Regions from separate parts of the Homo sapiens genome. Here region 1 is linked to region 2. The links are chromatin loops, found by intact Hi-C in ENCODE. Cell type or tissue: GM12878. All regions are shown on one strand. Each heading gives the region's core, and the rest is flanking DNA. Links, peaks and the distances in the headings are about the cores only. Region 1 overlaps CPED1 (cadherin like and PC-esterase domain containing 1). Region 2 overlaps CPED1 (cadherin like and PC-esterase domain containing 1).

Region 1 (5,321 bases), core at 1-5,000, 99 kb before region 2:
TGCCCATCCTGACTTCCTTGAGGAATGGGTATTTAACTAGAAATTAAATTTCTTTTCAGAGAAAGAAAGTTACATTTTACACACCAAGTTTGTGGTCTTTGAAACTTGCACCTATTATACACATGCGTATTTTTGTTGTTGTTCTTGTTGTTGTTATGGTGAAGGGCATTAACTCTGTGCTGTAATGTAGAGGTAAACAGGGAATGGGGGACAGCTTGATGAGAAAGATCCACTTCAAGTACAATTGACGATGAATCATATGAATCTTAAACGTGGACAAAAAAGTTGTGCAGACAGGTGGTAAGGACTGTGCAAGATGTGACAGCCTACACTACAATGGCAAAGTACATGTGTCCCAAATTAAAATTGGAGGAATGGAATGCCAGGAGTGACAGAACCAAAGCAGTCAATCATGATGGAAGCATTTGAACTTAGATGACTGAGGGTGAATGGTGCCTCCAAAAATACACAGGGAAAGCAAGAAGAGCTGACCTTGTAGAGAATATGCTAATGTTCGCAGGACAAGTTGAATTTTTAAGGTACAGGTAGGTCATGTAGCAGGGTTGTCAGGCAACTAAATTGAAACCTGAAGGGGAATGTTGAGACCGGGATTGGAGATGCAGGTGTCAATGGTATAAATGTGATAACTTTGTGAAGCCAGGTGAGACTACCTAAAGAACAGGATGCAGCAAAGAGGTCCAAGGAGACAATCTATATTTAGAAGGTAGGAGAAAGTTTGGAGCCAGCACATACAGCAGAAAAACAAGGTCAGAGATATGGGAGGAGAACAAAGCTGTACCGTGTTTTGGAAACCAAAAGTGAAAGATGTTTCAAAATGGAGTGATCAGTGAAGTCAGGCCCTGAAGGAAAATGATGGGGTATGGGTGTTAGGACTATGAGCCAACCTGTTGGCCTAGTCATTTAGAAGGTTAGAGACCTTAAGATGAACTGTTCCCCTAGAATGGTGAGGGCAGACGCTAGGCTGCAAGCCTAAGAAATTAATAGCTGTGGAATTAGTAGCTGTGGATATAGATATACTCTGTAAGAAGTTTGGCACTGAATGAAATACAGAGTGATGGTTGGAGTAAGTCAAGCAAAGCATGTCAGGAAGTATCCAACTTAACATAGACCTTTATATCCTAGTGTATACATGTAATAAATTTAAAGGGTAGGGAGGATTATTCTGAAGATAAATTTATTCCCCAGACCTTGCTGAAGTACTATCACAATAGTGTGCAGAATGGAACGTTTCTGGCATATTCTTCTAAGCAGAAACAGAAGTTTTTTTCATGTGTCTATACCTTTAAGCCTTTAATTATGAAAATCACTTTATTTTGTTCATATTCTCATTTGATTTTCTATTGTTTACATGAATTGAAATGTGTTCAAATGTTTAAGATTTAGGATGAATAACAGCTCAATGGTAATGACTTATAAACCCAACATAACAGTTTATAGTTAGCTTCTTAGTCAACATGTATTAAAGGTCATTGTTCCTTAGCCTTGCCCCAAAGTAGTAAGGGAAGTAGTACATTTTAATTAGTATAAGACAAAGACAAATAAATTATATTGCTTTGATAGTCTGAAGTTTTGTTAGTAACCATTTAATGTTTTAAATTATTCACAATTTATAATACCTTGCAGTTTTTTAAGGGAAAAAAATGAAACTAACAATGATTGCACTGTGTTCTGTGATACACACTGGGATCTAAAATTTCACATTTAAAGTATAAAACTGATTTACTGTTATGTTTTTCTTTTTATTGTATGACTTTCACAAAGTACACATCATTTGACTATTCTCTCAGTGAATGAGATTGCTTGGATTTTCAGAATCTTGGAATAGTATCACATGGTGGTCCCAAAGACCAGATGATAGGTAGCTTTCTTCCTGACAAATTCCCAACACTTGGGCAAACTGCAAGAGATGTGTGTGATGATTCTTAAAGTGACTCATTATATTTTCATGTGAGTAGATTATCGCACTGCAGGAGAGACAAGTGTTTTCAGCTGATGGCCTATTTTACCTTTTTCCTATGTTTTAAAAGGTAACACACAAATGGATTCCGAAGATTTTAGAAATATATTTTTTCTTGGAAAATATCAACAATGAAATAAAAATAGACTTTTAATGTGGTAGCTAATTTGATTTTCTTTAAAAAAATTCTGAGGCTCTTAGTTTTTCTGCATTATCCTTTGAAGCCAATGGGACAATAATATCCTGAAATAATTATTTTAATACATCATGGAATTCATGACAAAATCTAGAATTACGTGATACATTATCTGTACACTCTTGTCTCCAGGGTTCTCTCAGTGGGTCACACCTTGGCACACACTTTCTGTTCTTCTTTCATATACTATTATTAGCCCGAGATTTTCATGCTCCATCAATTTTTCTTTGCTACACAATGGAGAAGAGAAGAGAGAACAGGAAGAGACTTAAATGCACCCTTTATGACAGGAACAGAACATGATTTTTAGATGATCTACCTATAGGCTTTAAAATTAATACCTCACCTCCAATACTTCCAGCGTAGCCTGAGACATGGAAGGTGGTTACTTTTAAAACTAAAAGTAATGTTCTTAGTTACTTTTAGGACTAATGTGATGATTAGCTGGGACATGTCTTAGCATTCTCTGACAGGATCGGATCAGGGTGGTCAGCCAGGGTTGAAACTGTGACTGTATGACATTTGATTTGGGCTTCATTTCATCTCTAAATGGACTTGAGGCTTTTTCACAAAATAATATTTTAAACTATAATTTTTCCATCATGTTCAAGAAATAGTCAACAGTAAGGGTTCTACTGTACTCAAGGAAACTGTATGAGATGAAGTGTGATGATTCTTAAATGGATTTATTGTGTTTTTGTGTGAGAGATGATCATACTGCAGGAGAAACAATGGTGTTCAGCTGAGCTTGTTTTATATATTTGTAAAAGGTGAATGGTTTCCCCAGTTTGCTTGACATGCAAGTATATTCTTCAGACAGTCTGTAAGGTTTACAAGCATTTCACTCACCATCTAAGAATAAAGAATATTCCACGCAGAGGGAACAATACAAAAAATACCCTGTAACTTGAAGTTTCCAGTAGCTAAAATTTTGAAATATTTACTTATCAGTTGGTAAAGAATGACTGTCCCCAGGAAAATTAAATCATATTAGAATCTCAATTGTTTTTTGGATGGAATTAAAGATATTTGTTTGAAATACATTTCTCAAAAAATATTGCTGTGATCTGTACATAAATACGTTATTGATTTTTAAAGATGTTTAAAAAATTTATATGTCAGCAAGATACCATAAAAATTCCTCTTTAATTTTCTAAGAGATGGTCATCATTTCTTAACCAAAATATCACCTTGACTAATATTAAAAGTTTGCAAATATTGTTGTTTGCATGAATAGATTTCTAACATTTTAGTCAACCTTTAGTAAAATTGTTAAAACCTATATCATCCATAAGTATGAGAAAGGTTCAATTATTAAGTTCCTTTTACAAATAAGAAAAATAAAACAACACAGAGTGGTTGAGTGACTTTCCACAGGTCACACACCTAGTTCCTGGCAAGGCTGGCATATTATTGTCAGATAACTCTAAATCAAGGAATATTAGATGCATATTAATTGGGCATATTGTAGTCTTACAACTTTTAATATGGTTCTGAGTTAGATATTCTTAGAGGAAACTAGTACCTGGAAATTTAAAAGTCACGTTTATTCCAAAATGAACCTGGGAAACTAGGGGGACATTTGTGTCTATATCAGCTGTCACACAAGCTTACTTCCCTCATAAAACTTTTTGTGCCCCAAACCCTTCTAACATGTTGCATATTTCTGTTATTTTAGACAATAAGAATCAATAAAAACCACTATAAAAGCTATGGTAACATTAGAATATGTCAGCCCGTGCTAAATACTTCAATTCGATGAGAGCTTTTTTTTTTTTTTTTAGTTTTAATGATGTTACATTTCCAGAAAAAAATACATATAAAATTCATAGAAATTGTGCCAGAAGAGTTAGTAGACCATGTTAAGGTATTTTTTACTGCATTAAAAACAGACTAGCTCTTAGCAAAATTAAAGAAGTTCACTTAATAGAGACAGTAACTGGTAATAGTAGGAGTGATGTGGCATTTCAGCAACCTGCCTGCCTGCCTTCCTTCCTTTCATTCCTTCCCTTCCTTCCTTCTTTTCTTCCCTTTCTTTCTTTATTTCTTCCTTTCTTTCCTCCTTCTTTGCCTCCCTCTCTTCCTCCCTCCCTTTTTCTCTCCCTCCTATCCCCTTTTCATTTCTCCTTGTTATTATTTGTTCTGTAGTTATTGAATGTCATTATGTTTCTAAGGCTGAGACTTCTATTTTAACTGATGTTCAGTGTAGCTTGAAATGACATGCCACAGAGGAATAATGCTGGTCAGATTGTAAGTTCTATAGTCAGCTACCCAGTCTGGGTTTAGATTCTAGTCCTCCGCTTGCTATTGGGATTACTTTGGGCAAGTTGCTTACCTTGTCTCTGTGATGGAGATCATACTGCCTACTTCACTGTGTCATTGCGAACATTAATTAGATAAGACAAGCTTCTATGTAGCTTGAGGACCACTGTGCCTGGTACATGGAAGGTGTCTGAAATATTAGTTTCCTCCTTTTTTTCCTCACTCCCCTTTATGCTAGCATTTTTTTCTTCAAAAACTTATTCCTATTTATTATCCTGAGTTCCTATCTTTGTCTTTTCAAAGAAAAAAAAAACTCAGTTTTGTTTACAAAGCCTTGCAAAAATGTATGAATCATCCAAGAAACTGCAGTTATTAATAGTTAGATAATTCATAGTAATTATGTGCTGTAGAACCTACAAGCTTTCCCCAAGTGCTGAGTGCTTATCTAAACTCTTTGAGCCTAGAAATCATTGGGCTTATGACAACCCAATGGGCTTTATCCCTGAAGATGTAAAGCTTCCACTCAGTTTAGAAATCCTTTTTCACAACTGTCACCAGGAAATAAAATGACATATGGCAATAAAAATTCAAATTTTAAGTAATATTTGCTTCAAAGTTTTCAAAACATTTGAAATCTAGAGTTGGTGACAGTTGTCAGCCAAGAGATATTTGTTTAATATTAACTTGAACATAGGTTTGAGAATATAAAGGACCCTTGACCTCAAGGGTATCCCAAAGAAAGAGAGGAGGACAGTATATGCTCTCAGAAATTCCAGATGTCCACAGAGTATTTTAGATGACTGACAGTCTTCTGTAAATTCCTTAAGGTACAGATTTTGTTTCCATGTTCTCTCACAGATCTAATAGACCAGGTAATAAGCAGTG
Region 2 (5,388 bases), core at 97-5,096:
TGAGATGGTCATGGTTTTGTTTCAAACAGTTAAGACTAATAACAGTGAGCAAGGAAGATTTGAAGAAGAACAAGTTAGAGAAGTTAGGAGATTTTTTTTTTCTAGAAGTCAGGTGAGAGATTGTAAAGTTCCACCCAAACCAGGACAGAGAGTATAAAAGAGAAGTGTAAGTATAAGAGAGAAGTGGACAAAAGCAAGCCTGGTTTTAAAAAATGATATCTATAGATCTTATTTGTGGCATGCAGGAGTGGGAAGAATCAAAGATGACTCCTAACTTGAGTGATGGATTAGGGAGAGAAACTGGCAATTGAGACAAAGAATGACTGAAAAGTCACCTTATTAGGAAAAGATGATGAGTTCAATTTTGAACATGTTGTATTTGAGTTGCCTGTAGGACATCCAGGTGGAGATCTCCAATGGGCAGTTGGATATACAAATATGACACTGGAGGGACTGGTAGGGATGAGAGATGGCACAGGGAGTCATCAGAAAATAGGTTGTAGTTGAAACCATGAAAATAGATCATCCACAGAGCCCAGACTCATTGACATCCTGCGTGAACTGCAGAGTTTTGGTAGAGGTGCAAGTGTATTCTGTGTGGCAGAGAAGATGGCAGGTGGTGACGGCTGCATTGCCTACACGTCATCGACAACCCACCTCTTCTTTCCCATCTTAATCCACTGTGCGATCTCTCAAGGGCTGTAGGCACTTAGCCCTGAATCCTCCTCTGAGACGGCTTTGCCTCCTGCTGTTCCCCCTGAGCGAATTAAATAAGTCTTTGCCCTGTGCCCACTGTATGTGTGAGGTCATGCAGGTTACGTTTTTAACTTCCAAAAAGAAAAGAAAATACGTCATCCAGAGAAAGTGAGTAGAGTGGCTGAGAAAGAAACTCCTGGAAACACCAATATTTAAGCAAAGTCTGGAGAAATAGGAGCATTTGAACTTAGAGCATAAACTAATAGCGGGAAAACTCAAGTAGAAGGTGAAGCCATGGAAAGCCACAGAGTAACCATTTGTGAAAAGGAGAGATGGAGACAGGGTCAGTGTTGTCAAATGTAATAGATAGATCTATTAAGGTGAGGATTCCAAAATAATGTTTTTGGCATGAAGCAGGGGAGTCCTTTCTGATCATCTTAAGAGTGGTTTTGGTAAAATGTCGGGGCAAGAATTAGACTAGAATAGTTGAAGAGGTATAGGAAGTGAGAAAGGGGGCTCATAATAGCTTTCAACAAATAAAAATAAGAAAAGGGTAAAAATATTGGATTTAAAGGAGGAAAGACTTTGGCATGTTTTTAAACAGAGAGGAAATAATCAATACCAAGAGACAGAATAAAAATACAGGACAAAGAAGGACAGTTGGAGAAAGGCCCCTGAGGAGCAGGTTGAGGATTCAGGTAAATAGTGTGTGGGGTGGCAAATGAACAAGGTGGGGAGGAGGGTCTCTCCTTCTCTATCATTTCTTTGCCCTCAGCTATTGCAATATTTTTATCTCAGAGCCTCCAGTGTCAACTACTTGAATCCGTACTTCTTACCCCCCACCAGGAGAATGTTCCTATACTTCACATTCGGTGTTGTCATTTAAAAATCTTTCAATGACCCTGTGCTGAAGATGAGTCACAGATTCCTACACTCCTTTTTTAGAAATGTAGTTTCAAACAGTTCTTTCTGTGTAAAATGATTAGTGCTCATTCAATCATCTGTAAGTGAATTCTATCCTCTGCTACTAGCTGATTAGATTAGAGATCAGTGCCCAGTGAGAATAAATTCACTGGTCATGAGGGAGCCCAGCCTTTTCTGAGATGACTTGATACAAAATCCTGTTTCAAAGGGAGTACCCTATATTGAATGGTTGTAACACCAATTAAATCAAGGTCTCTCTCTTAAGAAGGATAATTAAATGGAGGGTCAACAAACAGTGAAAGTAACTTATGTTGAACTACTATTATGACTCCATAAGGCAGCTATACTACCCAGCCTTTTCAATACTGAAACCTAGAATGTCAGTGTGACTAAAAAAGAGATGCTGACTCATAAACTCCTTCATGTTCTTTGCAATAAACCCCCATGTCAGGGAGTTTATTACTAGCCTTTAAGAACCAAGCTAAGCCAGAGTTTGAACTATTTTGATTACCATTTCCTACATTAAGGTTTAATGTTCTAATTTGGTGAAAACAGGTTTTGTTTTTTGAGAAATACTGAATACACCTCCACCTTATGGGTTCTCAGATAATAATATTAGTATATTAAATAATCCCAAAAGTTCTTACACTAAAGAAGCTGGTTAGCTTAGTGTGACCCAGTTTTTCCCCAGCATTTTTGACCACAGAATGACTTTTCCTTATTTTTTTTATCACAACTATTAACACCCCACTAAACACACTTTGAGAAAATTGGCATAAGGATAAGGTCTAAAAAATCATGCATGAAGTACAGACTAAATGAGGCAGATTGACCACAAGCATTTATCTTCCCTTCCACTTGAAACCCCAAGAAAAATACTTTAAAGACATAAAGCTACTCACTCACTCCCCACCCCCCGCCACAAAGAAAAAACAGAATAACTCATAACAGACAAGAAATCTGAATTCATTTGAATTCATTCTATGAAGTTTGACTTAGCAGGCAAAATAAGGTACAACTGAAAGTGCCGAGAGAAGAGAAATACTAGCTGTGAGTGAGGCATACTTGCTGTTCAGATCCTATGCTGAAAAAGATAAGGCTGAGACACAGGTCAGAAAACAATTGGCTAGAAGTCTATGTGCAAAATTGGTAGACCCCTGAGTTCCTTACCCCAGCCCATACAGTTGGGAATCTATATCATCACATACAATATCTTTTAAAATGGAACTGCAGAAAGTCTGGACTCAGAAACACAAGTATAGTAAAGAATAAATTAATCTAGAGGCTGAAAACAGAAAGATGAAGGTAAAGTTGGCGTGTGAAGGGAGGAGCCCTGAACTTTTCCCTAGACCTCCTAGCATTCCACAGTCAGGCAGAGGGTCCCTCAGACAGGAGGCTGGAGAGCTCTTCTGACATGAAACTGAATGACCCACCGGAAGATCTTCTTTGAAAAGGCCAGAGTGGTGCTGAGCAAATTAATACAGTGAAGTCATCAGTTGGAAATGTTAGTCCCCACACAAATTGTGTAACATTTAGTGCCTTAATCTTAAATAAAATATTTAAGTTCAAGAGCGTTAGATAGAAACAAATACCTGTGTGTTAACGTCCAATAGATTCCAAGACCCAAGATGCACATCTAAATAGAGCAAAAGAGGAATTAGCTTATGCTAAGACTAGTACAGGTCATTCCAATAGTGTAAAAACTCAGCAACATAGATATTCAGCCACTTGGGAAATTGAGTTTAAGACAGGGGAATTTAGTGTCTGGGGAACTGCATGAGACTGTAAGATAGAACCAACAGTTTAATATTAAACTGGTAAACTTCTGGTCTGGAGCTCCTTACAATCAGTCTCCGCACCTCAGAGCAGAATTTGTTCCCAGAGCCAACGCTCAGCGTTGTCCAAGGGCAGGAGTTACAAAGCCTCAGCTGTCAGAGTAAGAAGGGCTGGGGATTAGAGGAAGGGTGGGGGACAGACAATATGCTGACTGCAAATCTGGAAACACCAAAACAAAACAAAACTCATTCCTAAAGAAAGTTTTAGTCTTGCCCCCTAATCCCCAGCATCTTTGACAGATTCAGAAGTTGGATTCCCTTCAATCAAAACACAGTTTATTTCATGTGGCCATAATTAAATATTTGGGGGCAAAGGGATGAAATGAAAGAATTCCCTATTATCTGTCAAAATTGCATGATGTCCTGAAGTGAAATTATGAGTTATAAGGACTAACTTCTAGCTATTGTTTGTCACGTTATTTTTATTCCACTTTTGTGAATTCTTAGGCTACTTTTTCAGCTGGTCATAATTTGGTGACTGGATCTTGGATTGAATGCCATCTGCAGAATGACTACATCCAACAAAAAGTACTTCAACAGTATACATTTGTCTTAAGACTAACACATTTGCCTGGCCAATCTCATGTTTTCCAGCCTCAGAAAGCCATTACCCTGTCTCCTCTTCAGACCCCATCCATGATGAAACATATTTGTAATCAGAGCATCCTCTAATCCAGTATAGGACAATTTTGGAACACTTGCACCATAAAAATTGTTTTCTATTTTATTCTGTGGATCTGGAACCACATCAGAAGTTCTTTGTGGGTTATTCAGGTCAAGATCAATCTTAAGAAAGGTATTTGTTTGTAATCTGCCTGACACCTTTCCAGTTCACCAAGACTTCCCTTTTGTACTGGCTTTTTGGAAATTCAAAGTTATTTTTAGAATCAGCAGTTAATTGATATGGCAATACACACGTTCTGATGATGGTTTATGTGAAATCAATTTTGAGTGTTGAAATTACCTACATTTAATAGTGAAAGTTGCAATGTTAAGTTTGGTTTCATAATTCAAACAATTTTTTGTTCGTTTGGGAAGTCTTATAATTCCCATAGGCCAAATCCAGTCAAGTTGAATTGTGACCATTTGTATGCCTTCTAAAATGTCTCTGTACCCACGTTTTTAATGGTGTAGAGATGTGGAAAGATCTATAATTATAAACTGGCAGATCCCTTACCATATAAGGAAACTATAAAAAAGTAAATGTTATGTCTACAACCCAAAGCACAGAATTTCAATTCTTGCTACACTGAGTCACAGAAAAGTGTGATCATTTAATAGCCTATAAGATCTTATACTTATAAAACTCCATTTAGCTCCAAAATTGTTTTCCTAAATTTCTATAGTCAGTATATTTAAAATATTTGTCTTTGAAACACTGTAATTTTTACTTGAAAGTCTTGAAAGTCTTACATGTAACTTAATCAAATGTGAACATTGCTGTGAGAAAAACCATTTTTCTTATAAGACTTATGGAACAATGCTGATCAAACAGATTGTCATGCAGCATGGAGATAAATTGTCCTTCACTATCTCTTCCTACTTTAAAACGTACTTCAATGTAGCAAATTCACAAAAAGAAAATAAACACAAAAGTAAAGAGGAGTTACTTCAAAGTGGCAAAATAAAAATTGTCCTTTAACACTCATATTTAACATATTACAAACATTTGCCAAATCACACATGTATGTATTATTAACCACATGTAGTAGCTCCTTTCCTCTTAGATATACCTGTCTCTTTTTCAGTGGTCAAGTCATCTGCACCCAAATTTAGAGAAGCATTTGATGTATCAAGCCATTAGAATTTGTTTCTGATTAAGGTAACCATGGTATACAAACATCTGAGGCCTTTTGTCTCTGTGTCAAGGCCTAAATCTTTCACTGATGTTTTCTAATGGCTCATTTTGTTGTTTACTATTATTATTATGCTT

What was found. Peaks named below come from ENCODE experiments on the same cell type or tissue, not always from the same donor. Only the 100,000 strongest peaks of a DNase experiment are listed, where the experiment ranks them.
Region 1: it touches region 2 in a loop (5-fold over the local background); 2 of 110 quality-filtered maps call a loop at or near these places.

What each region holds. Positions count from the first base shown.
Region 1 is chr7:121,178,261-121,183,581 of GRCh38, forward strand. All of the region lies in intron 16 of CPED1 (cadherin like and PC-esterase domain containing 1), which reads left to right. LOC124901735 (a long non-coding RNA gene) reads right to left here. Exons shown (of 3, transcript XR_007060494.1): 3 at 1-2,404. Among named protein-coding and RNA genes, the nearest start is that of WNT16, 150 kb to the right of the region's middle. RefSeq lists enhancers at 731-890, 2,260-2,489. In GM12878, for the core only: no CTCF peak of the experiment used is centred there; a DNase peak (open chromatin) is centred at 2,391; H3K27ac peaks cover 1,019 bases.
Region 2 is chr7:121,276,918-121,282,305 of GRCh38, forward strand. All of the region lies in intron 22 of CPED1 (cadherin like and PC-esterase domain containing 1), which reads left to right. Among named protein-coding and RNA genes, the nearest start is that of WNT16, 49 kb to the right of the region's middle. In GM12878, for the core only: no CTCF peak of the experiment used is centred there; a DNase peak (open chromatin) is centred at 2,004; H3K27ac peaks cover 1,593 bases.